Linked DNA regions of Mus musculus: regions 1, 3, 4 and 5 are each linked to region 2. The links are chromatin loops, found by intact Hi-C in ENCODE. Cell type or tissue: heart. All regions are shown on one strand. Each heading gives the region's core, and the rest is flanking DNA. Links, peaks and the distances in the headings are about the cores only. Region 1 has its middle 12 kb from the start of Atp1a1. Region 2 has its middle 14 kb from the start of Gm40109. Region 3 has its middle 23 kb from the start of Casq2. Region 4 has its middle 21 kb from the start of Gm33381. Region 5 has its middle 19 kb from the start of A230001M10Rik.

The links. A loop is a pair of places that touch in the nucleus more often than their neighbours do. Peaks named below come from ENCODE experiments on the same cell type or tissue, not always from the same donor. Only the 100,000 strongest peaks of a DNase experiment are listed, where the experiment ranks them.
Region 1: a loop joins it to region 2, with 3 times the contacts of the local background. A loop is called at or near these places in 13 of 42 quality-filtered maps.
Region 3: a loop joins it to region 2, with 5 times the contacts of the local background. A loop is called at or near these places in 4 of 42 quality-filtered maps.
Region 4: a loop joins it to region 2, with 4 times the contacts of the local background. A loop is called at or near these places in 40 of 42 quality-filtered maps.
Region 5: it touches region 2 in a loop (7-fold over the local background); 4 of 42 quality-filtered maps call a loop at or near these places.

What each region holds. Positions count from the first base shown.
Region 1 is chr3:101,614,055-101,620,192 of GRCm38, forward strand. No RefSeq gene overlaps it. Among named protein-coding and RNA genes, the nearest start is that of Atp1a1, 12 kb to the left of the region's middle. In heart, for the core only: a CTCF peak has its summit at 3,158 (motif pointing left); no DNase peak of the experiment used is centred there.
Region 2 is chr3:101,491,187-101,497,324 of GRCm38, forward strand. No RefSeq gene overlaps it. Among named protein-coding and RNA genes, the nearest start is that of Gm40109, 14 kb to the right of the region's middle. In heart, for the core only: no CTCF peak of the experiment used is centred there; a DNase peak (open chromatin) is centred at 2,935; H3K4me3 peaks cover 338 bases; H3K27ac peaks cover 1,520 bases.
Region 3 is chr3:102,060,007-102,066,144 of GRCm38, forward strand. No RefSeq gene overlaps it. Among named protein-coding and RNA genes, the nearest start is that of Casq2, 23 kb to the right of the region's middle. In heart, for the core only: a CTCF peak has its summit at 2,453 (motif pointing left); DNase peaks (open chromatin) are centred at 2,495 and 4,745; H3K4me3 peaks cover 723 bases; H3K27ac peaks cover 4,361 bases.
Region 4 is chr3:101,803,894-101,810,031 of GRCm38, forward strand. No RefSeq gene overlaps it. Among named protein-coding and RNA genes, the nearest start is that of Gm33381, 21 kb to the right of the region's middle. In heart, for the core only: a CTCF peak has its summit at 2,508; DNase peaks (open chromatin) are centred at 1,898 and 2,398; H3K4me3 peaks cover 730 bases; H3K27ac peaks cover 2,935 bases.
Region 5 is chr3:102,240,524-102,246,661 of GRCm38, forward strand. No RefSeq gene overlaps it. Among named protein-coding and RNA genes, the nearest start is that of A230001M10Rik, 19 kb to the right of the region's middle. In heart, for the core only: a CTCF peak has its summit at 2,614 (motif pointing left); a DNase peak (open chromatin) is centred at 2,528.

The sequences.
Region 1 (6,138 bases), core at 730-5,729, 120 kb after region 2:
ACAGAGAAGTTAGAGTTAGCTGAGGAGCCTTGTCTGGTCAGTACTGACTCCCAGCTGGCCACTCTCTGATGCCCTGGAAGTGTTGGATCTCCCTTCTTAATCTAACAAAGTGTGTGTGTGTGTGGGGGGGCAGGCGGGGAGAACTTGCTTAAATTTAGAAAGCTGTCTTAATATTCTTTCATCCATAGTATCTTGCCCTCAAGCGTTGAAGTCCTCAAATTTACTTTGCAGAATGAGTTTTGTCCAACCAGGTTTTTTTGCATGCGTCAAAAGCGGTGGTTCTCAACCTTCCTAACAGTTTCTCATGTGGTGGGGACCCCCAACCGTAGAATATTTCATTGCTACTTCATAACTGTAATTTTTGCTACTCTTATGAATTGTAGTGTAAATATCTGATATGCAGTATGTCTGTTATGGGATCCCCAGAGGGGTCACGGCCCACGAGTTGAGAACTGCTGATCTAGTCACTCACATTTTAAGCCTGGGAGAGATTGCTGTCTCTGTATGCTCCTTTCTCTTGCCAAGTGGACAGTCTCAAATCTCCTTGTTCCTGCGCTGCAGCTTCCATTATCCTTGCCTCTCTCTCTGTTTATGCAGAATGACCTCGTCTCTGGTCTGGAACCAGCTAGAATTTCTTCTTTCCCACACTGGGATCCATGCATGGTGCCCAGGAAATCAAATCCTTTACTTTGGAATATAGGAGTTCTGGGGGAGATACTGAGTTTAGATCCAATTACAGGATGCGGTTCAAGGATGCTGGAGGGACCTGTTGATCCCAGGATCCCAAACAGAAGAACTGCTTTCTTAGCAACGTAACTGTTCTATTTCAACATCAGTATCAGCTTTGGTGTTCTTATTTGCTATTTAAAGGCTGTTTTTCTCACAGCATCCCACCAATAATAAAAAATTGGGTTATTGTATGAGACTCACACTATGACTGTGTCAGAGGGCTATCCCAGAGCCTCTGTGAACATCAAGAAAACAAATTTCTCTCAGGAACTTCTTTTGGGGGTCATTGAGACATTGGGGAAATATAAAATACCCAACAATACTTGCTTCTCACCGCAATACATTTCTGGAAGCCACATGGAAAATCCTAAAACTGATCTTCCCTGTGGGATCTGTGTTATAATTGGATGCTGCATTCTTGACCAAAGACTTGGCATCAGATAAATCACTGATACTAAATATGTCACAGAGGCAAAGATTCACAGTTTAAATCGGTAGTTCTCAAACTCAACTGAGCATCAAAATTGTCAAAGGAGATTGAGTAAAAAATGCTGATGCCTAGGTTCCATCTGGAACCAGCTGAAGCTAGATTTCCATGGGTGGGGCCAGGTAACCATTTTTTTTCCTTTGTCTCTTTAAGGATTGCATCTTTATTTATCAAGGACCAAGAACAAATAAAGGGAAAGATGTCAAGATGTCACTGGCACTTAAAGTATTAGAAGAGCTACATGGAAAAAGTGACAAGAGAGGAGGGAACTGATGTCATCATATTTACTGTTTAAAAACTGCAACAAATAAAAACCATTTAGATGAGAAAATAAAGAAAGGGACAATTTTGATTCTCTAAGGAGAAAGTCAGACCCCACCCCATTTGATGAACAGTGAATTATTGCTTTCTGTATCCATGGATCTAGGCTAAACTCGTTAGGGTACCTATTCCCAAAGTCATTGTGTGTCCATGAGAAGTCCCGGGTAGATAAGTCTAGGGTTTGTCTAGGAGTCTTTGGAAAAGAATAGGCACAGACCCTGTTCTCAAGGAGTCTCAAGAAGAAAGGAGCTTACACATCTAGTAATCTGGAAGCGTGGGAATTCTACTTGTGCCACAATAGCAATTGGATCTGAAATTGTCCCAGCCAGACAAACCGTTGAAAGCTGGCAACCATCTCAGGGCTCTTCCCTTCCCCTGGCTAAAGCTTAGAAGGTGTCACAAGCAAGTCCAGTCTCTGCCTCCCTGGAGGTACAGTCAGGGCAGAGAGGAAGTCCTTCTAGAGGTTGAGTGTCCACCCAGGCCTTTCCTGCCAGTGCACGGGCACAGTTTCCCTTTCAGATTCCAGCTCTTGAAATGAACTCTGCCCACAGGCAGAGCGTTCTTACAATGCCCCCAACGCCTCAGTATTTCCCTCTTTAAACAGAAGGAAAAAACCGATCCCCCATCTACCTCAAAAGATATGTTAAACACATTTTCCCCCCACAAAACCATCTCAGCATTTTTATTAACATTTTTGAACTTTAAGGGTGATGTTTAGTGACCAGAATTCAGAAATGGTGGAGGAGCTGTTACAAAAGAGAAGAAGAAATATTCACCCGTAATTATACCCAGAAGCCCATAATCATTTTAAATATAATGAAATACAATGAAAACCATTCCCTATCTTTAGTTTCCAGGCTTTTAAAAATAGAAGACCTTAATAGTGAACATTTCTGAATGTCATAATAAAATTTGGCTTAAGACATAAATACAGACTTGTGGGCCCAGACTATTCAATTTTTTGACAACATCATAGTTTATATATTTGTAACAAGAGATATGATATGAATTTTTAAAAATGCGGGTGAGGAAATAATATACTTTTTAAAAAAAAAAACTTACTTTTTATTTTATTTTACTTTATTTTTTTATTTTTTTGGTTTTTTGAGCCAGGGTTTCTCTGTGTAGCCCTGGCTGTCCTGGAACTCACTTTGTAGACCAGGATGGCCTCAAACTCAGAAATCCTCCTGCCTCTGCCTCCTGAGTGTTGGGATTAAAGGCGTGTGCCACCATGCCCAGCTAAAACTTACTTTTATTTATGATAATATCATTGGAGTTTTTGTCTCTTTGGGAAGGGGTTGAGAAAAGATCTCTTTATAGCCCACACTGGCCTCAGGACTTGTGGGAAATCTACCTCAGCTTGCTGAATCCTGGGATTGTTGGGTGAGCCACCAAATTTAGCTGCAGGTTGTTGTTGTTTTGTTTTGTTTTTATGCAAACAACAGTTGGAAACAAAGTCAGAAACACAGAAAATGAAATTAAAAAAGAAAAAGACTGAGGCAGTTTCTTTTTAAAGGTCAGTTTGTTCCCTTCCAGTGAAACAGAGAACATGCAGTAATTGCTGTAACTACATTCCCATTGACTTCTTAGTGGAGAGTTTTAACTTTAACACCCCCTACTGGTTTGCCTGATGATTTTAGGGTTATTGGTTTTTGTTTGTTTTTTTTCTTTCTTTCTTAAAATTCTTTTCAAAAAAATTTTCTTAGTTGTCTGCCACCTTTGTACTTCTTGGCTTCTTAGTTCTCCCTGAAAAAAAAAAACAAACAAGCAAACAAACAAAAACCAAAAAAAAACCCCTTAGAACCTAATTTAATGGCACAAATCTATAATCCTAGCACCCCAGAGGGTGAAGCAGGAGGATATTGAGTTCAAGGTCACCCTGGGCTATGCGATAACTTGAAGAGCCTGTCAATAATAATTATTATATGATAATGATAACCAAGAGGTAGCCGCAATGAGAATAAAACACTTGCCTATTTCGTCATCCTTCCCCCAGCCTTCCCTCCATATGCAATAAACAGACTTTACAGAGAGAGCTTCGCAACCTGTGGCGTGAGTCATGCATCCAAGGTCACCACCACCGACTGGCCTTACATCTCTCCATACTTAGGGTAGTTATCTAAACACAAATCAGGAACTTGTGGATTCACAGAGTGTTAAATCAGGGTGGGGGACACCTTATGAATAAAGTTCCGGGAAAATGGGGTGAGATAGACCTTAACCTAGAAGTTGTTTCTTCCACCAAAGCGTTTGATAGCAGACTCCAAATGTAACTTTAATTCCATCACAGAGGTCACTATTTAATAAGAAGAAACAAGAAACTGCTGTGTGGTGCTTAATTCTTAGCTGTCAGTCCAAGTAGGTTTTAGAATCACAAACCTCTGGGCGTGTCTGTAAGGAAGTTTCCAGAGAGGCTTCGCTGAGGGCTCAGTGAGCTGGAGCCGATTCAAAAGGAGAAACCAAGCTGAACACCGGCCTTTGTTTCTCTCTGCTTCTGACTGCAGATGCCCAGTGGTTGGCTGCCTTCCTCTCTGTAATGGACTGCACCCTTTAACCTGCCCGAAGAAACACTTCTTTTTTTTTTTTTGAGTCACGTTCTCCCGGCATTTTGTCACAGCAAAGAGGAAAGTGACAAACACAAGTTGTTACCCCATTTCTGCTAGATCTGGGCTCCCTTTGCTACTTAACATGATATGGACTGAACGTCCGCTCTGCCCTACTACTGGTCTATAATGAGGATGCCAGAACAAGGAAGGTATAGGAACAAGACAGAGTTGGTTCCTGCACTTACATAGTTTCCAGCCCCGAAGAGATGATCGACAACACTCAAACATGAGTGAGCAAGATAATACATGATGGCAGCTCGGTGAGGGCTATAAAGCAGAGAATCCCAGGGCCAAGGAGAGGACGCCTGCACCGTGGTCAGGGAGGGCAGCTTTTGAGGAGGTATTCAACATTGTCCCTGAGGCCTGTGCTTTGAATCTTCTTGGCCCATTTCTCTCCTGACTTGATCTTAGTGCCGTTCCTCTGCCATTTCAGCTGTGAGACCCCAGGAAGGCTTCTCAGAGACTCCCACAGCAAGCCATATGCTCTCTGACTACTTATAAACCCACACTCTCTAACGGTCCTTCATTCTGGCACCTTCATTACAGACAGTAGGATAAAGTTGGCACTGAGAGTGATTCCTACTTTCCTGAGCCACAGTAATCTCCTCTTCATTTTCTAAGATTTCAGTTATGTGTGGTCAATCATCAGGGGGAAATACCCAACGGAAAATTCTAGAAATGAGCAATTTATTAATTTAAATAACTTTATCATAATATATTGCTTTATGGTTCTATTTTGTTATCAGTTGTTGGTAATCTTTTACTATGTGTGCTTTATAAATTACTGTTCTTCATTAATACTTGTTTGTAGGAGGAAAGAGTGTATATAGGATTTGATGCTGTCTGGGTTTCAAGCATCCACTTGGAGTGGGGGTCCTTAGAAAGGATTCTCTTGGATAAGAGGGGCATGTATCTTTTAATATGCATAAGGTTTACATTTCAGTACAGCTAACTTCATTTTACTATTTGGGATTCTGCTGAAATTATCTCTTTGCAGAGGAAGAGTATCTCACCACCCACATCAGCTTCCTCCTTCACCCAGAACAGAGTCCCCGAAAATAAAGTTCCTTAGACTGTTCTACCAAGTTCAGAGACAGAGATGAGAACTTTGCTCTTTAGTCGTGATTCATGAATGCAGGTGTTATCTGTAGACACCATTATCAATTGTCTTTGCGATCCATGGCTAGAGTAAGCGTAGTCACAATTTCTAATCATTAGAGATAGTTTGGAAGTTTTCAATTCATCTTTTTACTGTAGCTAATTTGGGTATCCGTTACCTTCAGATCCAAATAGCCATGACTGGTTCTCCTTGCCAAGACCTATGTCAGACATATCTCCTTAGGATTTTGTGATGGCTTATTACTCTATGTTAGGGATAAAGACAGTGAGGTTCAGGTGGATTAGGGGCAAGCTCAAAGTCAAAGGAAGAGGGAGAAACCCATGCAAGTCTTCTGACTCTAGTAGACGGCCTTGCAGGCTGGAGCTCTCTGCCTTTCTTTTTACACATGGCTTTGACTCACATCTTGAGGAAACTGAGGTGGAATGTAACGTGCAGGTATTCATCTTTGTAAAGCTTTGTTTCATTGGGAGCACTGGTCATAGATGAAGCTTACAGTGGATATGTTCGTGGCATACGTTAAATATGATTACAGACAAGGGGGTGTATCGCTCACAGCTTCAGTTTTCTTACCTCTAATCCAACTCTGAAGAGGACACAGGAGCTCAAATAGAGCATATGGCATTCATAAAGTTACATATGTGCAATCATACATGGTAGTTTTATTGTATATAAAAGACATTATTTATAATGGCAACAAGTGTCAAATTTTTAGCATTATACTAATAAAACACAGGACTGTAGCTCCATTATTTATTAAAGGAAAGAAAAGATGATCTACACAAGTGATTGGGGGAAGTACAGTATTACTCTGGTGGCATTTGTCCCTAGATTGCTTTATAGATTTCATATTACAATTCAGATCAAAATCATGGCAG
Region 2 (6,138 bases), core at 518-5,517:
CTTCCTCTTCCTCCTCCTCCTCTTCCTCCTCCTCCTCTTCCAGGCTAGCAAACCCAGCCACAGTACTGCCAGGGAAGGCAGGGTCATCTTCCCACCATGGAAAGCCCTGCCTGGTATGCCCACACTGCTTGGCTCTCCATGTGGCAAACATTCTACACCGCCTCTGTGTGTGGTTGGAGGGGGAAGAGACTGGGTGTACCTCTGAAGGCCTCTTCCTTCAGGAAGGGATGAAATCATACACTCCAGCTCAGAAAGGCCAGCAGAGGCCTCTGCTAGGAGTGAGTTCAGGGTGGAAAAGAAGTGGACTTGCTGGGAAGCTTGGGCTCAGCCTTCTGCTATGTCGCCAGCGGACAGCCTCGGGTACGTTTCTTAGGTTGGCTCAATGTCATCTGGAGAAACATGGATGCCCAGCAGACAGTGGAATTGTGTCAAACAGGAACAGCAAAACACCATCAACTGGTAAAGCCCTGAATGCAGCTAACCTCAGGGCTATCCAAGTGTAGCAGCAATACCCACTTAAACGACACTCACATCTCCCTTCCACCATGGGCAGGGACTGTGGTTCTACAGTGCACTTTTGGGCTACTGTGTATCACTAGCCCAGAAAAGAACAAAACGCTGGATACCAGTTTCCACTCATACCACGGTGAGAGGAAAGTCCTGGGCTGAATCATCATAAGCTAGGGACCATGTCAAGGAAGTTCCTTCCCCTCTCCCACTCTGTCTACTCCCTGTCTACAAAACTGAGTTATGCCCCGCACTAGAGGTGCAAGAGCGAGTAGAAGCAGATGCAGCAACTCTCTGAGGACATCGGGGACCTCATGGCCTGGTAGGATGGACTGTGGTCATCAACTAAATGAGTGCAGGCTTCTAAGTCTAAGGTGAGGACAGGCCTGGAGTCCCAGCGTGGCTGTTGGGGAACTGAGCTGGGCTGTGAGGCCCGTGGGATCCACAATTGTGAGGTGGTGGCTAAACAGAGCCTCAGGTCAGAAGAGCAGGTACCAGCTAAGAGGGCAGGAGGGAGGGGAGGGGAGAGGTGGTGGAGGAGATGTTTCCTGGCCAAGGATAGGACTAATAAAGCCTCAGTAGATGGGGACAAGAGTGTCACAAGAACTAGAAGACTGACAGGCAAATACTGGAAGAATGTGGAGTAGGAGAGGGCTGAAGGTTCTGGAGAAAGGGCCTGGGAGCCTTTTGGCTTTGTTAAAGAGATGGGCCTTCAGTCTCCTAGGAATGCATGGTTACTCCCACAGGGGAGTAACAGTAAGTGATGGTTGAGATCAAGTGAGTCAATTAACATTTAACCTCTCAAATAGCTCAACGGGATAAGCTGTTCAATGCATAGGGCACAGCAGTGGACACATGGGCAGACGAAGGGGCGACAAGGGGCAACCTGGAAGGCGAAATGCTCAGAGTTCAGACCTAGACCCCATGTCAAAGCCTCCCTTGGAGGACCTCAGAGCACCAGACAGGCAACAACAGAAAGCGCTCAAGGCAGATGTTCAACAGAAAGCAAAGGGAGCCTGTGTGTCTACCACAAGCCATTGCCTTCCTTCAAATTCGTTATGGACAGAAAGGGAAACCTAGTAACTGGGAACTCCTTTCTGAGTCGGCCACACACGACCTGACACAAGTCCGCTCTTCAACAGGGGAGATTTTCAGGTCCAGAGCTGGGATTCAGAGCGACCTGGGGCATTGAGAGAGATGTGGTCCGACTGCTGCTGCTTTCTGGGTTAAATCCAGGCCTCCCTGGCCATAGCACTTAGACACATTGATCTGATGCTTGATGTTAGGCCATGGGCAAGCTGCTCAGAGCTTTGGACTCTGAGTCACATCTGAAAATTGGGAACCGTGGTGCCTGTGTCAGCACATGGGGGTTCAGCACAGCACCTGCCCCCCCCCCCCCAACCCCAGGCCAGTAGCTCTCATACAGATGATTCTCTGTGATTAAGTGCGAGGCAATCAGCAACAGGAAGTTGTGAACATTGGTCCTACAGAGTCCTTGCCTGTCAGATGAGACAGCAGCTCCTGGGCCTCGGCTACCGCTTCTGACTACTGCTGAGCACAGGGACTCAAAACAAGCGTCACCTGCTGCTTTCAGCCACGCTGACAATCCCAGTGTATACAACGTTGATAAACAATTAAAATAGTGTAGCATGGCAGCTTGGGTGGTGGTGGGTCACACCAGTTATCCCAGTACAAAGACGTAGAGGCAGGAAGATAGGGAGTTTGAAACCAGTCGAAGGCACCTAGCAAGACCCTATCTCAAACATCACCCTCTGCAGAATTGAGGACAGTAAGGTGTATCAGCAAGTTAAAGGCACTTGGCACCAAGCCTGAAGTTGATCCCTGGGACTGACTGCTTCAGGTTGTCCTCTGTCCTCCACACAAGCATGGTAGCAAACATGCATAGCCCCCAACACAAAATAAATATATAAAAGGCAATAAAAATATATTTTTCGATCTCCATAAAAATTAACCACCCCAAACTGACAACACAAAATACTTCCGGAAACAGAGCTTAGCTGGAGGCAACTGAGACAGCTTCCCATATGTCAAGTTGTTGTGGAAGGTCAAATCTGTCTGCAGACTGAACTCCAGAGCCTATGAAAGGCCACGGAGTCAGAACTGAAGGGAAAACCTGCAAACAGGCAATGCCCAATGGTAGTGTAGTTAGGCTTTGCATAACAGCCTCTTCAGGGAGCTCTGAAGAGAGCAACACCTTTTAAGTCTACTGTACTAGATGAGTTCCTTAAAGTCAAAAGACCTAGAAAAACAGTGTCCCTGTTGTCTACAGAGCCCATGGCAAGGGAGGCAATACCAGAAATGGACACTAGAGGGCTCTCTCACACAAGTGATGTGACAGCCGTTCAGGTTCTTGAGCAGCTCCTTGGCAAGCTGAGAAAGGTCTGTCCAAGCCTGGGTGGGAAGACTGCCGCGGCTTGAGCAGTCATGTGATTAACTGTTAGAGATTTACAGAAGCCACACATGGCTTGTGGTGGGCAGACTTCTGTGAGCTAGCCGCCTTTCCTATGCACAGAAAGCTCCTGGTGACATTGTCTGCTCTTTGAGATTACTCCTGAGTATCTACATCATGTACAGTTGCTTCCCGGCCCCTGTCTTCTCACAGTCAACACCGCCAGCTGCTGCCACTCTGCGGCTGGGCAGATGAGAAGCACATTCAGGCTCCAGCAACAGCTGCAGTTGTTCAGTTGTTCAGCCCTCTTCGGAGCGCTGGTGGCTGGGTTTGGTTTCCGGTTTTGCCTCTTGCTGTCTGTGTCACCTTGGGCGAGCCATCTCCTTTCTGGGCCTCAGTTTCTTCATCTGTAGAACAGTTGGTACTAATCTCAAAATGACTTCCAGTAAAAATGGAGTTGATTGGTGTCTTAGTCAGGGTTACTATTGCTATGATGAAACTCCATAACCAAAAGCAAGCTGGGGAGGAAAGGGTTTATTTGGCTTACACCTCCACATCACCATTCATCACTGAAGAATTCAGTATAGCACCTCAGACAGGGCAGGAGCCTGGAGGCCGGAGCTGATACAGAGGCAGTGCTGCTCACTGGCTTGCTCCCCATGGCTTGCTCAGCCTGCTTTCTTGTGGAACCCAGGACCACCAGGCCAGGAATGACACCACCCACAATGGGCTGAGCCTTCTCCCATTGATCAATAGCTAAGACAACGCCCTACATGCTTGGCTACAGCCCAATCTTATAAAGACGTTGTCTCAATTGCGGCTCCATGCCCTCTGATAACTAGTTCGTGTCAAGTTGGCATAAAACTACCCAGCACGAATGGGAAACACCTCTAAACAGTAATACTTTGAGTTAGTCACATTATTACTCGGAGCAGGGCTTGGCAAACATTTTCTATAAAGGGCCAGAGAGTGAATGACCTGACAATATAGAAACAGACTAGTGTGGCTGTGTTTCAATAAAACTTTATTTTAGTACAATGGACAACTTCATGGGCAGTGAGTTGTGAGATGTGTTTGGCTTAGGGGTTTTGTTTCACCAACTCTCACTGCCTGCTTTAGAAAGGTCTGTGAGCCTTCGGTGGATTCTTTGTCTAAAAGGCAATAAGAAAAACAACAGCTGTGCCTGGTGTGTGTGGTGTGTTTATAATCTCAGCTACTTGAAAAGCTGAGCCAGCCTGGTGTGATGGTGCACACCTCTAATCCCAGCACTCGGGAGGCAGAAGCAGGCAGGAGTTTGAGGCCAGCCTGGTCTACAAAGTGAGTTCCAGGACAGCTAGGGCTACACAGAGAAACCCTGTCTCGAAAAAACAACAACAACAAAAAAGCTAAGCCAAGAGGATTGCAAGTCCAAAGCTTGCCTGTCTTGAGTATAGAGTAAGTTCGAGATCAGCCTGAGTAACTTTGCTCAGAGATAGAACACTTGCCTAATATGAGGCAGGTACTTCAGACAGAAGGAAGAGGAAGAGCCGGGAGGTGGGTAGGAAGCTGCTTGGTACGGGTGAGTCTGCAAGTGACCTGCATGATGGAAGACAAAGCGGCCGGGAGGGAACACAAAGGGATACACAGGCCACAGTGACGACCTTGGATTGCCATTTGTGGGCAATGGAAACCCAATGTACGGTCTTGAACAGGAGAGAGCCGTGACTGGCCTCAGGTCTGAAAGCCACCATGCTGGACACTGGATGGAAAGTAGCCAGGCCCTGGGTTGGGTTAGCAATGGCAGCATCTGGGAAATGGATCGACAGCTAATCACTATAGCAACAGCTATAAAGTGGTGGAAACAGAAGCAGAGGAGGCCAGCAGTCTGTGGAGAGACTATCTTGTGTGTTGTGTGGATGCATCACTTGTCAATAAAAAAAAAAACAAAAAGCAAAAATCAAAAAAACCCTATGGCCTATAGGAAAGGATAGAATAGAAGGCGGAACGTCTGGTAGGCAGAAAGGATTCTGGGATAGGGCCAGGCGCGAGAGGATTTGGCTCTTGGAACCGAAGGAGGACTAATGGCACCTGAGTGGAGGTAACCTGCAGAACTTCAGTCAGAGTAAATGGAGTATTAATTTATGAGCTAGTCAGATTATATGCCAAAAAATTATGGGTAAGGTGTTTGTAAATGTATTTCGAGCCTCAGTCATTATTCTGGGAGTCTGGAAGCAGGAGGAAAAAAGCTTGTCTTTTACAGCAGCCTTTCTACTGAGCCTCCACTCTCTGCTCTCCATGAGAGGTCATGTGGCCTAGGCTGCCTAGGAATACAGTTCAAAACCGAATGAGCTGGAGTGTCTCTAAGGACTCACTCAGCCTCAGGTACCCTGGGTTTTGTAATCGTGGTTGGATTGCTTTGGGCTGGTTCAGTTGGAGGAGCAAGCATGGTCTCCATTAGCCAGGTCTCTGAAACCTGGACTGGTTTCAGGGTCTGAGGAGAGAATCGATTTTGAAAATTAACTCTGCTCCCACAAACTGCATGTGGCGCCCCATGTGGGGCTTACATTATGAAGCGAGACCAGGGAAGCTCACTTGCTGCATGAGAACTAGGAAGTCACGTAAGTGGTCATGCCCAGTATCTGAGGCTTCCCTGACCCTCCTGGCCTTGCATTTCTTCCCTGTGGCCCTGAGCAAGTGGTTTCCAAACCAGGCTGGCCATGGTGTCATCCAGAGAGCTTCAGGGTATGCAAACTTCCACGCTGCTCCCGGCTAGATTCTGACTCAGTTGGCCTAGGAATCTACATGTGTAAAAAAATCTCACAGGGAAAATGAAAGAGCTGCTAGGTTTGGGGTCTATGGGAATTCTTTATCTTTCTCTGTCTCCCTGGCTGCCCAAGCTGCTTCCCTGTGTTGTGTTAACTCTCAAGTCTCTTCTGGGCTGAGCTATTGACGTGAGAAACTATTAGTTGTCTTGATCTATATCCCAAGAACATATCCACCATGAAGATGCAGGACATCACAAATCACACTGAGGAGGAAGCCTTCCAGGAGGATGAGATATGAGTAGGATCCCGTGTCTAAAACCCAAGGAAACCAGACATTTCCTAGCAGGAGAGAAAGGGCAGGGAGGGAACATGAATTGTATATGAATAAGTGATTTTTTTCCCCCTTAGTTACCAGAAAGAGAAACGTATCAACAAGAGCAGACCCGGAGCCATCAACTAAAATAATTTCTGAGTCAG
Region 3 (6,138 bases), core at 561-5,560, 570 kb after region 2:
AGACATTTTACCATGGCTCTGAGCACAGGGGTTAGGAGAAGTGCACAGGGAGGAGAGTAAGTATGAGAATGGCCTTTGGCGTGGCCTTTGCTTGTCACAGTGGTGACTGGATGCAGAGTTTTGGTAGCTTTGGGGGTTTCATTGTCCCGTGGGTTTCTAAAGGACTCTCCTTGCTTCTACCTCCACTGCCATTTGATTGTTGAGATTAAATGGTGGCTCCAAAGGTGCCTTAGATGCCATTGTAACCAGATAATATAAAACCAGGAACCACTAGGGGGCGAGGACATGTGCTGTTACTGTAAATAGGGTTTCCGGTGAGTCTTAGACAATTAAGGTTTACAGACTGAAGGAGAAAAAGAAGCCTGGAGTAGCCTTTAGTTGTGTGTGTTGGAGTTCTTGGTTCTTAACAGGACGTAGGCTTCAGGCAGACTTTGGGGTCCCTATGACTTTCGCTGCCTTCCCACCAGCACTACAAACCCTTCCCCAGTGTCTGGGCACACAGCAAGAGCTTCGTGAGTGTCTGCAGAGCTTTCCTGTTGATACAGGCTCACAGCCACACCCTGATAGCCTTTTCTGAAAGTATTCTCCTTCGGTTTGTTCACAATGTGACCTAAGCTCCAGGAACCATATCTGCCACACAGAAGGGATATTTTCCTATAAAAGCCCCATGACCCTTTACTTTCAGACAGGTGCTGCTGACACATGCAGCCCCATAGCCTCACTGTGAACTGGCTTGTTCCAGAACATTCTTGGCCCTTCAATCTCAACCCAGCCTGTCCTTCCACTGTGCTTACCACAGTCCTTCACAGAGAGCCTTCTGGGTACTAGGATCACCTGCCACTGTCCCAGCATCCAGAGAGGGTTACCTGTCCTTCCCACCTTGAGGCATTGGGCTTTCTGCCTCTTTGGGTTGTCCCTCTGTGCATAATAAAGGCCAGCCATTCTTGGTAAGACAGTGACAGGTAGTTCTTCTGTGAAGCCTTTCAGAGTTACCCCTTCCCACTCCTGGGTCCCCACTGTGAGAACACCTGTTTGTCTGTCTCTATTTTGAGAGCTCCTGATGTGGTACTGTTCTCAGTCTGGTTTGAAGATTTTTATTTATGTGCATTTGTGTGCACCTATGTGTGGGTATGCACAGGAGCATGCACACACACACACACACACACACACACACACACACTCGACGATGCTTTCAAAGGCAGAAGGTTATGGGGCCTCCTGGAGCTAGCGTTACAGGCAGTTGTGAGCTGCCAAATGTGGGTGCTGGGAATCCAACTCAGGTCCTCTGTAGTAGCAGTGGGAGCAGACTGAGTCTGCTCAGTGATGACTCCAGCACCACCTGCTTTTGCATTCTGTTCTGTTTGCTTTCTTTCTTTCTTTCTTTCTTTCTTTCTTTCTTTCTTTCTTTCTTTCTTTCTTTCTTCACAATGTCTCCTGTAACCCAGGTAAACTTCAAGTTCACTATTCAGCTGAGAATGGCCTTGAACTTCTGATCTTCCTGTTTCTGCTTTCCGAATGCTAAGATTACAGGCAATCACCACTATGCCCAGCTTGTTACCAAAAATTGTAATCCAAAAGCTTGGATTCCAGCAACCACCACGGGCTACCGTTGCCTGCCTATCCCTGACTTGTCAATTAAAGAGACTGGTAACAGAAAGAATTAGTGGGGATTTGTTCAATATGGCCACTTAGGAAATATGAATAAATAATAGGATCCAATGTGCCCAAGACTATCTGTCAGGGACAGGGGTTTAGGTTTAAATAGAGGACAAGAGGTATATCTGAGCAGTCCTGGTCAAGGGGTGGCCCCGCCCATCACTGACCCTCATAGCTCAGCTCCGGTATTTTAGGTATTTCAAGGTGGTAGGAAGTTGATTGACAGCTAAGCTATTAATTGCTGGGGCAGCAGACTTGTCTTCATGAAAACTTGGCCACATTTGGTGAAGTGAGAGGTATCCTGAGCAGTTTCACTCTTCAAGGTGACTCAAGAGGAAAGGTGACAAGGTTTGGGGAGTTAGTTCACTGGCGCAGAGTTAGCACAGGAACACACGGAGTCAGCTCTGAAAATAAGTGAGTTCTTGGAAGCCAACAGGAAAGGACAACAGCTTATCTCTGTGACGACAGTCTAAGTACAGGCATGAAAGGAAGGCAGAGATACCAGGTCTGTAGGTCTGAATGGAGCCAGCGCTCTCCCCCCCCCCCCCCCCCCAAAAATAACCAGCATCTTCAGGTGTCTGTTTCAAGACGTCTGGTTTGCCCGAAGTTCCAAACCTAAAGTTTCTCTCATGGAAGCCCCCTCAGAAGTGTTCGCAGAGAGTTCTAGCTAGATTTGTTAAACTCCTGAACAGAGGAGGAGACAGCCTGAGGAAATCCAAGGATCCCCTTAAGGAAAGGGTAGACCTGAGGTCTGGAGACAGGATCGGGTCAGTGCACCCCGCCCCCTGTTGGAGAGAGGAAGAACTGCAAGCGGCTTTGGGCTGGAATCTGGAGGCCTAAGTGAATTAATTGAATGGCAGCTAGCCCAGCCCTGGAGAGGTGCTGGAAGGAGTGGAGTTCGCCCTGGACCTCTCCTCTGCCTCCCGCGCAGCAGTCCACATCTGTCCTGGGACAGGCACACAGACTGTGTAATCAGGCTCAGCTGGTAATCAGGGAAGTGCCGAACAGACGCTAGACGAAATTATCTCCCTGTCCCAGACAAAGTGGCCTTGCAGATGAGGGTTAAAACCAGACATGGTAGAAAAAACAAAGGAAGGAGAGTGGCAGCTGCTAAGGAACACCTGGCCGGTGGCCGGCTCCCAACTGTCTGCATTCACCCACAGAGCCTCCGAAGCCAGGGTGGGTTACCAAGGGAAGGGGGACTTCAGACCAGTGGCGTTTGGTGCCAGAATCATTGTTACAGGAGGAATAGCCTAGACCCACAGTTGCAAGAGAGGAGAGCAGAATCAGTTTCCGGCAAATGGCCAGCTGTGTAAATGAGCATGGAAACGTGCTCCCATTTCACTGAGGGGACTGTGCTCCCACTTTCAACGTGCAGATGGTATTAGCTTTCCCCCACCCTCTTCCCAGGATAAGAGTCCATTTCTATTCCTGTACTTGTGACATTGGGGTCTTCAGAAGGGACTTTGCAAGTGTTACTTGAAGCTTCCGAGTTCACAGGCTGTGGCAGAGGGGGTTTAGGGGGAAATAATCTTAGGAACTATAGAGATTGTGTGGAAGACGGAGAGCTCTAATACTTCGAGGGAGACATGCCTGGCCCATTCCGTAAGGGCTCTGTGTCAGGCACAGTGCTGGGCACATGGTGTTGAGCCAAAGTGAGCTGAGCAAGTTTTTGTCCTCACAAAGCTTCCTGTCATTGGGTACTGGGCGTGGCGGGAGCAAATGCTCACACAATGTAAAACTGCACCTGTTCAGTATTAGGAAGAAGGGATGGGAGTGTCTCTGGAGTAGACTTGATCCTGCTAGGGAAGGCCACAGAGAAGGTGGCAAGTGTGCTGAAGGGGAAGACAGGTGAATTAGCCAGTCCTGGAGAGAGAGGACCAGGAGTGTCCCAGCCGCTGGGCGGGCGGGGTGGGGGTGCAGGGCAGGGGCAGGCACAGCAGCTGCAGGTGGGTGGGGCTTGTTCTCAGGTGTGTGTTAATGTGCGGTTCAGCCTTAGCTGCACTATCTACCCTAGTTTATAACACTCCGGCTTGAGGCCACTGAATACAGGATTGAAAAATTTTTTAAAAAAATAAAATAAAAAAATAAAAATAAAAAAAGCCAGCAGTAAAAGGTTTCAGAACACACAGTGACCAAAAGCAGACTCAAAAGCAGGCACATAGTGAGTCTGAGCTGGGTCTGGTGCTGCTTGCCTCTGTTGCACTGCAACCTTGCTGCAGTTTTGGTTCTAAAGCAGACTTTGCACTGTGCCTGCCATGAAGCCACGTGAGGCTGTGAGTCTGCCTGAACCACCTCTGCTGAGGCTCCAGGCGCCTGTGTGTTACAGACTAAGAACGCTCTGCTTTAAGGGCAATGTTTTCTACCCTTCAGGAAACAACATGATCTAGTTATGCAAGCAGACTTTGGGTATTTTCTTACTGTAGTTCTCCAGCTTGCATAGAATATACAATAAGGTTGTGTTTGGGATGTATTGTGTTCAAGTATTTAATTAAAGAAAACTGTTTCAGTCACTGAGTTTTGGCTTTGGACTAGGACAGAAATTCCAGCACCTTCAGAAATGACCCTAAACATCCTTCTGCCGTTTCGTACTTTGCACTGTGCAAAGCGTTAGCCTTATCATTGAATATTATAAAACAAAAGCACAGGTCAATTCTGACCAACGGTGAAGATGCTCTGTGTCCAGCAGTGTCGAATATTCGTCTAAGATTTACTTCTTTAATTAAAAAAGGCACGCCTCATCAGTATGCAGATATGTGTTTATCTTTATACAGGACAAAATTATATGTATGCCAATTGTTTAAAAGTATGTTTCTTTATAATTTGTTATCAGTAAATGTTTGATTTATACTCTTCTTTTATATATTTGTATATCTTGAGTCATGGAAAATTTTTTCTGAGGCAAAAAAGGATTGAAAGTGGAAAAGCTTAAGGAGCCTGATTGCACCATAATAGTGTTTACAGCACGAAGGTGGGGGCCAGAGGCAGGTAACATCAGTGGAACTGCAGGAAACCACCACAGCCGTGGAGCAAAACTAGCTACAGTGGCTACTGAGTACTGGGCCACTTCTTAGAATTGTGATAGCAGGCGCTGACAGATTCAGTTGGCACGATGGCATGGGACAAGTCCTGCCCACACTGCTCTGGTGCTGATCCAGGCCACGTCTACCTGGTTCTTACTGGCCAGATAGTTCAGCGAAACCCTCTGCTGAAGGAGAAGTTTGCCACCCTACTCAGGAATTAAAAAAAAAACAAAACAAAAAACCCAGAACCCTTGCCATAACAACAAGAGAGCATGGGGCACTCAGGGTTTTAAGCTTTTCCCCACTTGCTATCCCTTTTTCCAACTTTTACTGATAACAGATTGCAAAGACATCTATTTTAAACAATTGATTGCTGACCATGCAATTTTACCCTTTATTAAGGCCACAAGCAAATTTGCATGGTGATGAAACGGGTGAGCTTATTTTCACATAAAAAATTAAGCCGTAGTTAATAGTCTGGAGGACATTGCAGAGGGTGTGCCAGCGGCTGGTGATCCTGGCTCAGCTTAGCCAGGTCTTTTCCATGTATCATACTGAGGTCTGACTGCAGGCAACTGTGACCAAGGCTAGCTAGTTCTTCTCAGGACAGGTCACTGGACACAAAGCCAAGCCTGTTTACATTATGTCCACTAACATTCCATGGTGTGAAAAAAAAGTCACCAATGGGTCAGGAAGTGAAGGTTCCACCCACAGTGGGAAGGGACAGGAGATGAGTGTTTGCTGTACAATAATCCCTGAGACCACACCAGTCACAGGAGCAGCGCAGTCTGGAACAGGCATTTCAACCGCCCACCCTTTCCTTCTTGTTCTCCCTAAACATTAAATTCTTCCTGAGAACATTAGGTTGCCTCAGTTGTGCTGTGAAGGATGAAAGGGAACAAGTCTGTCCACCATTGAACCTGAGCATTAAGTGGAAGTGAACGTGCTTGAGTCCCAAGTGGGAGATGGAACTCAGGGGACCATTTTCTAAGAAATCCTGTCGGAGAGCCACAGTCCTCAGGGCTTTCCTTCCCAGCACTCCTCCCGTTGGGCTCTGGGGTTGCATACAGAGTTCAGTTTCAGAAGAAGTCAGTTTCCTTGAAGTGCGTGCAATGAGTCAGATGACAGTATATGTCAATATAATGTGCAATCTATTCAATGACTCTGGGTGCCTAGCAGCAGCTATGTGAGCATCATCAAAGCAGGGAGCATGGGACATCCCTGCCCACTCTTCACCACTCCTGAGGGACATGTCTGCCAAAGCCAACAGCTCCAAAAACTCAACTTGTGAATCCCAAGGAACCTCTGGCCCAGATGATCTCCCAGATCTCTGTTGTGAGAACCAGCCATCACCTCACCCGAAACCATGTCACCCTCAGAAGAAAGACTGGGGCTGTACTTTCCCCAAAGCAGGACACCTGCATGCAGAAAGCTTGGGTCCATCTCTCTTTGCTAGCTC
Region 4 (6,138 bases), core at 611-5,610, 310 kb after region 2:
GCAGTCTCCAGGGTTTTATTTACCTGTTTAGTTCTGTCACCTAGTAACAGCAAGCTCCCCAAGGGCAGACAGAACTCAACGCTCTCATTTGCCATTGAAGTTCCGGTGCCTGGAAGAGAATCTGGCTTGATGTCTGTGCACAATACCTATTTTTGGCTGAATAAACAAAGGAGAATGAGATCCTTAGCGAAAGTTTGTTTTGTTGGTCTCAGATAGTGAACCCAGGACCCTGCCCTAGCCTCTGAAAAGCTTTGAGAAAAGGGAGCCTTAGAGCTGAGCCTTCCTGAAAAGGCTGGAGATTTTACAGGCTGGAAGAAGGATCACTCAAGTTCCAGACTGAATATGGAGGAGACGGCAGAAAGCTCTGTGTGTGTGTGTGTGTGTGTGTGTGTGTGTGTGTGTGTCTGGCCATACTGTGAGAGAACTGTTTCGTAGGGGTCCCTAAGTGTCCACTGCAGTTCCTGCCCAAAGGAGAGGCTGGCCAGACCTGTGGATCAGTGGCTCTGGGTGGGGAGTGAGAGATATGGGGCTGCTAAGGTTGGGGGTGGGGTGTTGGCAGCAGGAGCCCACATTAACAGGTGACAAGGGTGTCCAGGCAGAGATGCTGGTACTATTAATAGGAACATACGTCACAGATAATGCTTTTGTGTGTCAGGAACATGGCCGCTGATGGATTGCGAGACTTCAAAGATGACATTGAAGTGCTAAGGTCAGGTGCTAGGAAGAGAAAACAGAGCGGGGAGGGTCTGGCAGCCAACGCCACTCGGTGTGTTTGCTCTGTGCATCACAGGTTTGAGTGGGAACTGCTTTGTGAAAATCTCCAGCTGGTTGCCAAAATATGAGCTACACGAGTGGCCCAGCCTGTCCCTCTGGACCCCTGAGCCATAAATAGTCAGGAGGACCCAACTAAGGGGGGTGGAGTTCATTTTGTCGTGTATGGAGTCTCATTATGTAGACGAGACTGGCCATGAATTCATAGAGACCCAGCTGCCTTTGCCTCCTGAATGCTGAGATTAATTGTGTGCACCTCTACCCCCCAGCTAGGGCGATTTTGGAGGTAGCCTGCAGGATTCCAACCTGCAGAATGCTGGCCTGGCAAGGGACTGGGAGGCTCCTTCCTTCACTAAGGACAAAAGGAGGATTGGGACCGTCTAAGCTGGGGATGGGGTGGTGGTGGCCGGTGTCCTATGACTTGCTGGATCAGGTAGACATTTTGTCTCCCATGGTTCTTAGAAAAGGCCGTTGAATGTCTGACGATTTGAGATTCCATGGTTTTGTCAGCCCTTCTGTTTGAACAGAAAGCTCCCTAATCCATGCCCCTCTCCACATTCACGCATAACTGGTTAACAAGTCATACCCGAAAATACGAGCCTCCCCTTCGGTGCACGATGCTGGTAGATTGGATTTTATTGTTGCCATCCTTGGGATATTCTTGTTTGCTAGGGTCTCCACGAGACACAAAGCTATAGATCAATCCCCTGCCCTGTACTCCCAGTCTTAATGTTATACACTGTTATTGAGGAACTATGGCTTCAGAGGTGAAGGGCTGGAAGAAAACCAAGTCTTTCTGGACCCTCAAATTCCTTTCTTCCTGGCCTAAGGGGCATTGTTCGGATCATAAATTGCAGGCCTTTTAAGAAAAGCAAACAAAGGCTAACTGCATTGCAAAGGTCACCGGGCCCGTGGAGAGAGCGCGTGATTAGCTTCTGAAACAGAAGGCTTTGAGGACTTTACAGGGTTCAAAGGTGCGACCAGAAATTTTCAGTCCAGGGCAAATCCTAAGAAGTCTTCCTCCCCCATCTGTCACCTCAAGAGCTCCGCCCATCTACCTTCTGGGAGGACCCGCTGCTGCGGACAGGGCTGACAGGGCGGGTCAAGCAAGGGCAGGAACATGCCCCACCCCCTCCCCTCAGACCAAGCCAGGAACAGGGGAGGTTTCCACTTGGAAAGCCATCCTGGTCGGCTTCTCCACGTGCCTCTCTGTCACCTGCACTGTGAATGACTAGTGATGACTTATACGCATGCCCAGGCGGTGACCTTGGATTTTTTTTTTTTTTTTTTTTTTTTGGTCTGTGATTCTCAAATGTTTATGAATAAATTGATAATGCCTACCCTGGTTCAAAGGATGGTTGGAGGGATGAAATGAGATAAAGCACAAAGAACAGGAAATGTACAGAACACATATCCGTGGATTTTAGGGGCCTGAACTGTTCTTTTCTGGAACATTCTCACCCTCCACCCATCTGTTGTCTTTGTGCCGAGCTGGGTGGGGGACGCTTGCACTGGGTGGGGGACACACGCTGTGTGTCCAGGGTGGACTGTACTGTGACTGTCCCCATGGAGTCAACACTCCCCTTTGCCAGCCTCATCCAGAGCATGGAGAGCCTGTGGGTCAGGATAGCCTGTCTGCGGTGGGAGAGGGCCACAGTGTGGCGAACTGCTCTCCTCCGCTGCCATTGGCCACGGTCAGCAGCCAGCCAGAGAGAAGCCGCGAGCGCCCCCTGACGTCTTCACCGCACAGCACAGGCGGGGCTGCCACAGCCAAGCAGCAGATCTCAGTCAGCCAGCAGAGATCGCCAAGTGTGCCCTGCGCATCTCCTGCTGGTCTGCTGTAGGTCTTTACTCCGTTTGGAACACCTGTCCTGGTCATAAAGGACAGGTTTCACATATGTGAATCCTACATAGAGAGACCCAAGGGCAGAGGACATTTTTGATGACCATTACCACGGAGACAAAAGGAGAATATTCTAGAAGGAGGCAAAAGAGGAAAGGGCAAAATAAGAGAAGACTATGGGGCTTGGGGTGAAGAAGAAAAGGAGTCCAGACCCTTTGGGCCCATGGCTCACTAAGTGAGTTCTCCATCCATGGTTGCCTCTTGGGCCTGAAACCACAGGTTAGGTTTTGTTTCGAGCCGCCCTAATGTTGACTGCCCCACAGAATATTCCCATCCCCCTCCAGGTGGGGAGGAGAGTCTACAACTCTGACCAAGTTTGGGCTGTCTTTGGGAGATGTGATTTGCTCAATTACGGCACAGTTCCCTGACACTCGGCACTGATCTCTCATTCCTTTGTATCCAAGCACCCCGGGTTGGGTCCTGACAGGAGAGTCATGAGCTACGAGGACTTAAAAGCTAAAGCTGGCAAAGGAAAGTGACTCCCTCTCAGAGCAAAGCTGTTGAATGAGAGGAAATGAATGGTCTAGACTCAGAAACAAAGCAATGGGGAGGGAGGGCTTCTGCCAAGACCACTGCTATTTGTTCCCAGGCTTGGCAGGAAGGGAGAAAGCCTGAAAGCTTTGCTGACAAGCATTGTTTACAAGCAGAGAGAGTGTGTGTTGTCCACACAGCCCTCGAAGTGCACCTTGGATCCCAGTCAGGATAGCAGACACCAGCTGTAGGGAGCTGCGATGCAGGCCCATCAGTGTGCCTTCTCAGGTCTGCTCTATCAGGCTGCACAGAGAGAGGAGGCAGGCACTTCTCAGAGACAGGCTTCTGGAGCCAGAGGTCCTTTTCCTTTCTCACTGTGATTTTTCAACATCTCAAAATTGCTTTATGAAGAGCCTCTTCTGAGCCTTGCAAAACTTGAGATCAAGTCCAGTTCCCCTGCCTCAACGCAGCAAATGCATGAAAACCCATCTTCCTTCCTCCCATCCATCCATCCATCCATTCATCCATCCATCCATCTATCCAAGTCTGCATTTATCAAGCATCCATGAAGCATCTGCTCTGCACAAGTCATAGTTCTGGGTGCAGAATTCAGAAGTGAACAACTGAAACAAGCCTCATCTGAGTGGAGTTATTTTCCAATAGGAAAACAAGCCAACCAGATAGGGACAGTAACAGGGTGGTGGGGAGCTCGCCGAGTTAAGCTGGTCTGGGAGGACTGAGCCATGTTGACATATGGCACGGAAGGCTTGTGAGCCAAGGGACAAATAGGTGCAAGGTGTGCAGAAATGTACTTGGTCTATTCAAAACAAAGCAAAGTGAGCCAGTGTGGGTGAACAGCTCGCAGGAGACTGACGGCAGGCGCCAGACCTGTGTGGGCCTTGCAGGCCATGGTAGAGAGCTTTTAAATGAGGTGATGAAAGGCCACTGGAAGGAACAGAGCCCTGAAAAAATATGACTCAGTGTGCAAGCATTTAAAAGAATTCTAGCTCGTGGGGTGAGCTGGTGTATCGGGATGGGATGGTGGGATGGGAGGCAAGACCGGATCTGCCGAAGTCTACAGGGTCAAGGGGATGGCTTGGCCTAGATACGTGGGGAATATTAACTTGGGACCATAGTTAGAGAGCAGCATGGGGACGTGGGGGTCCATCCGGCTTGGATCAGGTTATTGCAGACTGTAGTTTATCAGATTAGCCCTCAGGGTAGCACCTTCTCACGTGACAGGGCTGCAATGCTGAGTTAACTGCACGGATTCTAAAACCTTCCTAAACGCATTCTTGATGTAGAAATACATAGCTCTCCACCAGATGAAGCAAATCCAAGAACCAACCGTGGCAGACAGGTAGCCAGCAGTGTTGGTCCTTGGGGCCAGGAGTGGAGTCCAGGAGGTCTGCAGCCTTTCATCAATGGTCCTCCAGGGATGGAGGAAGATGCACATGGCTTGCTGGAGAGGGAAACCTAGCAGTTTCTGGAGTCTCCCGATTAAGTTGGGTCAAAAGGCGACATTTCCAGAATGGGTTGGATGAGAGCAAGTGTCTCTGAAGGAGACTTGGACATCTAGGCATTATCACTGGGTGATAGAAAAATCATGTAGACACCCCCTAAGGATCTGTGACCACAAGGTGATCTTGAATGCTTTCTCTCTGGACTTGTCTATTTGTTAGCTTGAAAATGCACAAGCATCAAATGTAATTTAAATGATCTTGGCTGTGCTGTTGGATAACTGGCAGGTTTAAAAGTCAGTCTTTTTATGTAGTTCAGCTTCAATCTAGACCTCAAACAATCCCCACAGATGATGTTTAAAGGAAGAATAAACAATCCACATTAAAAATTAACAAAGCACACAAAGAAACTATCATAGATTGTAAAATGAAAAAAAAAACAGAAATGACACTCTGGTGATTTCAGATATTAGAGTGGTCTTACATGGAATAAAATCATTTATTATATTTAAGATGTAAAAGAGGAGCTTAGAACATGACCATGACCAGGAGACCCCAAAACTGTGTTTCTCAACCTGTGGGTCATGACACTTGGGGATTGCATATCAGATATTCTGCATATTAGATATTTATGTTACGATTCATAATAGCAGCAAAATTACAGTTATGAAGTAGCAAAGAATTTTATGGTTGGAGGTTGCCACAACATAAGGCACTGCATTGCATGGTCATGGTGTTAGAAGGTTGAAAACCACTGCCCGAGAGCTTAATCGCACAAATCTTGGAAATGACCAAACAGACTCTTAAAATAAGAACCAAAATAGTAGAGCTATATTCAGTGGACACAGCAATACCACATTAGATGCAGCTTAAGAGAGAATTAGTCAGTTGAAAGGCGGGTGCAAATGTATATCCATCCAGAATGCAGTTCTGAGAGATAAAATAGTGTAAATTGTCAAAGCTGAAAGTCACAAAGGGTAGTATCGCCAGTTAACTTCACAACCACCTTAGATTTCCCATAGGAAGAAAGAGTAAAGACATTTTAGAGTTAAATGCTAATGATTCCTTAGAATTGTTGGAACTTGTTTTTCAAAAATAGAAAATCTAATAACCAAAAAAAGAGAGGAGAAACACTACACACACACACACTCACACACAAAATGGGGGAGAGAGTATTAAAAGCAGAAAGAAAAGAAAGATACCTTGTAGACAAATGGTCAACTGGATGATTTAATAATGGAAACCAGAAGATAGCAGAAGACATATTTTAATGTGCTAAGAATAAGTGTGTAACCAAGAGTAGAAAATTTCTTTGAAGAATGAAAATGCTCATTCTAGCCTGCTGTTCCTGCTGCGTGAGGACTCGCAACACAGAAAATGCTAGCGTGCATATTAGGGACTGAAATTCCAGAGAGTAAAGGTAGTGTTAAATGTGTGAACCAAATAAAATTGGACTTTATGAAGTAATTGAATAAGAAAAAAAATCTCCATGTTTGTTTATGTACTTGTGTGTATGGAGTGTCAAATGGGCTA
Region 5 (6,138 bases), core at 672-5,671, 750 kb after region 2:
CATAAAAATATATTCAATAATGAAAGTATAAAATCTTACACGAAGCACCACACAACATCCATTTTGAATGGCTACTCTAACTGTAGAAAAGTTCATGAGCTGGATGGCCTTTGGGTTAATTTCTATGGGTGATAGGTTTGTTATTAGCAATGCTATTTTTGTAATAATGTTTAAAATAGAAAGAGAATAACCTCTGTAAGTGACATGCAATGAAAGCACTGAACTAGACCACTCTGTGGGTAGAAAAGGAGTTTATTGGAAACCATTGTCAGGTTGTCTCATGGGTAGAGAGCAGAAGCGCAGTGGGAAACCAAGCAGATTTTATATGATAGCAGAGACTGGGAGTGGGGGAGGGGCAGGTGCTTGAGCCCATGCAGGCTGTTTAACTAACGGGGACCTAGGTATATTTTCCTCAAGGTAAGTGACTATAGGATGGGGAGAAGGGAAGTCATGCATTTCCTAAGAAATACAAAACTCCAACATGAGGTTTCTGAGGAATGTTGAATTTAGGTTTGTGCTTGTTTCCCTGGTGATAAACCAGCTGGGGCTGGGGCTGAGCCCTCACCTTAGGACAGTGTCAGCAGCACTGCCATTTTGGTGACCTAACAATCTCCAAGTAAATTCAGGCTGAGAACTCCTCCTTCCTAGCCCCACAGTTGCTTCAATTTGGCCAAGAAAAGCCTTTAATACTATCTCCCCAAGAGCCTACCGTAGGTTTGGGATCAGACCAACTGGGAATCAAACCAAACTGCAAAATCAATATTGTCAGAGTAAGCAAAAGGAGGAATTGCCATTATCAAAATGGCTCCACTTGTGTTCTTCCTTAGAGACGTCTCTATGGCAGACGCGTTACAGAGAAAGGGTTCTGCCCAGTTGCACTTTTAGGTTCAGCTTCTACTATAATTCTACTTACACTCTTTGTTTCTGGCACAGCAGGGTCTCAGAGATGCTCCACACCATTCCAACATCCATGTCACAGCATCTCAGATCCCTCAAGACAGAGGAGTGAACAAAGAAGGTGAGGGATTGAAGCTGAATCACTGACCCTAAACATTAGATCCCAAAGAGTGACCATTTCCCCAGGAATCTCACGTTGGAGCAGGAAAGGCTGAAGCCCCGATGTCAGAGGGGAGCTTAACTACCAAGAAGAGTTAGTTCTGACAGCTCATCTCACAGATGAATCAACACATGCACAAGTATTTCCTGGCCTGTGTGCTTAAGTTTTCTTCCTTTTGAATTTTAATACTGCTACAGGAAAGGTGGAGAGAAATTGAGAACCTTTGTCTTTTGTTTTGTTTTGAACTTGACTCAAAGTAGAGTTATCTGAGAAGAGGGAATTACAACTGAGAAAATGGAAAATGCCCCTGCAAGTCTGGCTTTTAGGCAAGCCTGTGGACCATTTTCTTAATTAATGATTGATGTGTGTGTGGGGGGACTCAGCCCATTTGGTAGTACTATCTAAGGGCAACTGGTCTTGGGGTGCCTAAGAAAGCAGGCTGAGCAAGCCATGAAGAATAAGTCAGTAAGCACCAGAGGCAGCCATCCACCTAATTTATTTGTGACATCTTGTCTGTTAAATATGGCTACACACGAGGCTCCTAAACTATGGGACTCAGGGTTAGGCATGAATGTGGATGGTGCAAAGGGAAGTTGGTTGTATCAGTCATTTCTAATGTCCAGCTTTAACATCTTCCCAGGACCTCAGCTTCTCTGCTGGGGCAATCAACTAAACATGAGATAATGAACTGACAGCAACTGGTACCTACTGCTGCATTGCAATGCCTAGTTCTGCATCTCTATCTGGAGTATCTCTTTCATAGGATTTCTACAATTCTGCCATGTGGTGTGCCTATATGAGTCCCCTTGGCTATTCTGAATCCTAGGCAAACCTGGAAGTCTAGGGAGCAGAAGCTCTTGATTGTATCAGCCCAGTCAGTGCTCTAGGTAACAGATGGAATTGGGAGTGAAAGGTGTTAGGTTGGGTATAGCTCCTGTGAAAAACAGAACTGGGTAGGAAAAGCCTTAAGGCAGTGCAGATCAGACACCTGTGCAACGGAACTGGGGATGGACAGGGAGATCCCCAAATGATGAGGTGGATCCTTCAAGTTTTAGTTGGCAGAGAACACTGAGACAAAGTTGGCACACACTGGGCCAGAATAGCAAAACCCCAGGACCCTGCCACATTCCCTCACAGACAGCTGCTGCCTCAGAGGAGTACAACTGACTCAGAGAAAGAAGGTAGCCAAGCCACTGCAGCTGGTAGCTGGATGGCAAGAGTACTCCTTCAGGCTTCGAGGCAAGGTCTTTCTCAAAAGTGAGATCTCCCAGAAGCAGACTTCCTGGTTGCATGGGAATCAGTGGGGATGACATCAGTGTGAATGTATCTTTTCTGCTTCTACTTGTAAGCAGACAGCTGTGCGTGTTCCCTGGTTCCACTGAGGGTTCGCAGAGAGTCGGAACTCTTGTTGCCTGCAGCAGTAATCAGATGTACCATTCACTAGTGGTTTCTGCCCTGTTCCCTCATCTCTCATGAAGTCTGCAGGCAAGAGCTGATGCCAGCTGAAATGGCCGTGTATGGAGTTTCTTAAGTCAATAGTACCCTCTGCTGTTGGTACGATGAAATTCAATTTCTTTAATGAAGGGTGACTGTTTTCAGTGTTTCCAAGGACAGATAATCCCAAGGTAGCAAGCCTCTAAGGAACTCCACCCCTTTCCAAGCAACCCCTTTCTCCTTTCTTCCTGTGGTCCCTTAGGCTCACATACTTTTGAAGGCTCTCTATTTTCTTCAGATACTGACTTAATTGTGAGATTAGTACCAGTATCTCCCTCTCTGGGTAGAAAGCTCTTATTCTGATAGTGCGTGCACATTCTAATAGAGAGAATTTATTATATCTATTTATTTTGACACAGGATCTTAGGTAGCCCAGGCTAGCCCCAAACCCTTGAATGCCTAATCCTCCTTCCTCCACCTCCCGAATTCTGGGATTCCAAGTGTTCACCTCCACAGCTGACGGGTGGACGTTATTTATTCTCTGTAACTGAATGGGTCTCACCGTAGCACAAACTCTTGCACAAAACTCTTGCTTCATACCTGGCTCCTCTGCTGAAGAAAAGGTTCATCAGGTGACTGTTCCTTGAACAGATTTACTCCTCATCTGTATGCAGATTGGTTCCCGTGTTGGTGTGACAGAAGAGCAGTTCTGTGTGTTCTGTTGTCCTGTGTAGCTTTGGGAGCACGTCCATGGAGATGTAGCTTTGGATGGCTACCATCATCCCGTAGGAGTCAGAAGTCTTGACTCCACCTTACTCCAGCTTCCTCTTGCTTGAGTCAGTATTAAAGTCATAGCTAAGATCCACCATTTTTACCAAGGTTTTCAACATGGCCAAATAAAATTTACCTCAGATATTTGATTTCTAGCTTTAAAATCGTTACTATAATCTTTTCTTTCTCTCTTTACTACCCCTTTGGAGTGTGTGTCTTTTTTCTTCATTTCATCACAGGTTTTTCTAAAGCATTCACGTTTTCAACAAACCATTGGTTTTTTTGGTTTGTATATTTGTCTTTCATTTAAATTATGTCTTTTTGTTTGTTTTCTTGTTTGTTTGTTTTTTGTTGTTTTCTTGTGTTTGTTTTTTGAGGCAGGGTCTCTCTGTGTTTAGCTCCGGCTGTCCTGGAACTCCCTTTGTAGACCAGGCTGGCTTCAAACTCACAGAGATTCACCAGGCTCTGTCTTCTGAGTGCTGGAACCAAAAGCATGTGCCATCGTGCCCAACTATCTTTGAGCTTCTTATGTTTCCTCTATGGTTTTTGGCTTGTTCTATTGTTCTTCCCTGATTAGTTTATCGGCATCTGGCTTGTTCGCTTATTTTTCAGAGTTCTTCAGTACAGAGCACAATGCCTTTCATAAGTTTCAGTTGTATTCCTCAGGGTTTCAGGAGTAATCTGTTTATCATTTGTAAAATGTCTGAACATGGCTACTTCAGAAAGTAGATCCTGACTGGCTATAGCTTTATAATTCCATCACTCAGGAGGCTGAGGCAGGAGGACTGCACGAGTTCCAGGCCTGATGGAGAAACAGATGGAGACCTTCTCTCTCTCTCTTTGCCTTCTCTCAGGAAAAAAAAGGTGGTGGTGGTGGCGGCAGAGGAGTCTGAAGCAATAATGATGTGACTACTGTAAAAACCTGAGTCAGAGAAGGAATTAAGACTTGAGTCCACATATAAAACTGAATTATGGTACACACTACTTTCTTCACATGGAGTCCCAAGGGCAACTGATTCTCCTGACATCTGCGTTCCTTCAGTGGGCAAGGAGGGCCTCAGAGTTATCTGCAAGAGAGAGAAAGGAGGGGGAATTATTTCTCAGCTGCCTCTCATAGTTCATTTCCTACTAGCCAACATGCAGACCACAGGAGGCTCGTTCACAGATGTCTCCATGATGGACTTCTGGCCCTTCAGCATAAAAGCAAGCAGCAGCATCCAGACCCCACATGTTCACCACAGTCCAGAGCACTGAGGTACCTGTGTGACGATCACAGGCCAGGAGCTAAAGAAGATGCCCAAGACTGGGGAGGCACGTAGGCTTGTTTCTCAGACACTCACAGGATGTCCACTTTAGAATGTAGATATTTTGATTTGTGAATCATTAATAAGTATGTTGCTTGAAGCAAGAGAGAGGAAGACATCTAGAAACCAGCCCACTGCCCCGACTTGCTGCGCAGGTGGAGAAAGATGCCTGGGACCTGTTTGTCCCCACAAGATGGGTGACAGTAGACACAGAAAGGCCTGCTTGTCACCCTGCCACATGGGCAGGCTGTAGACACATAGAGGTGTGATTGCTGCCATGCCATGTGGCACCGGAAGAGGAGGTCACCCAGAGGCTCACCAGTTACTGCCCGCAGTGGGAACCATTACAGTGTCCAAGCATGTGGTGGGCAGATGGAAGAGAAAGGGAAGCAGAACAATTTGAGCATTGTGAAGAGAGATGGAGACGCAAGGGTAGAGAGGAATCGCCTGTGTGATAGCCAGTCCCGCTACCTGAGACCATGTTGAAGTCTCAGCCCGAGCTGCTACTGAGGGCCATGTCTGGGTCTGTGGCCGTGCAGCAGCAGGGGTGGGTGTCAATAATCTGTGGCTCATATTACCACTAGAGAGCATAAGGACATTTCTGGTCTGGACAGGCACCTGGGACCACATAGTTGTACAAGGGCTGTGCAGAACTGACCCCACCTCTCACTGGCTGCAGCATTCCGGAGAGCCAGCCTCACCTCTCACTGACAGCAGCACTCAAGAGAGCAGCCCTGCACCTCTCCTGGACAGCACAGTAGAGCTGGCATTGGTGGAGGGGGAGTGGGTGAGTCAGCCCAAGGGGAGGTAGAGTGGGCATGGGGGTGAGGCCCTCACCACTTCGCCCCTTGCCACCTGCAGTAGTCAGGAGAGCTGGCCCCCGAGGTCGTCATCAGAGCCGGAGAGCTAGCCCTGCCCTTCACTGGCTGTAGCACTCTGGGGCATGAGTTCCGCACTTCACCTGGGCAACACAGTGAAGGGGCCCTGATAGGGAAGGCATGGGTGAGCCAGCCCTGAGGCAGCCCCTTGCTGGCTCCAACACTTGAGCCACTGGGTTTCATGCATCAACTGGGCAGCATAGTGGAGCTGGCTCTTGAGGCATGGGCAGAGGGGAGCTGGCCCTCAAGGACATGAGAATAAGAGCAGGGGAGCCGACCCTTCCTCCCGCCCATGGTGGCGTTGGGTGGCCTAGCTGGGGCAGCATTGGAGAGCTTGTCCTGGTGGCATGGGTGCAGGAGAGCTAGTGGGATGACCAGCTCAGCTACCTCCCAGCCACAGATCCAGGGCTTTGAGTTATCCCACCCCCAATTCTACATCCTCTGTGAACTGTTGGAGTGTGTGAAAGGGTCAGTCCTGCTGATCCAAAGCTGCAGGATCTCCTCGACACAGGGCAACAGCAGGATAACAGGGAGGAGTCCCAGTGAGGATCCAATATTGATGGCATCACAGAAGCCAGAGACCTCGAATCAGACCAATGACTCATTGCAAAGAACATTTGCAAGTGAAGATGTGTGGACACACTGGGACACACTACAGCTTCCACTACGAGATGTTTTCTTTCTTTCTTTCTTT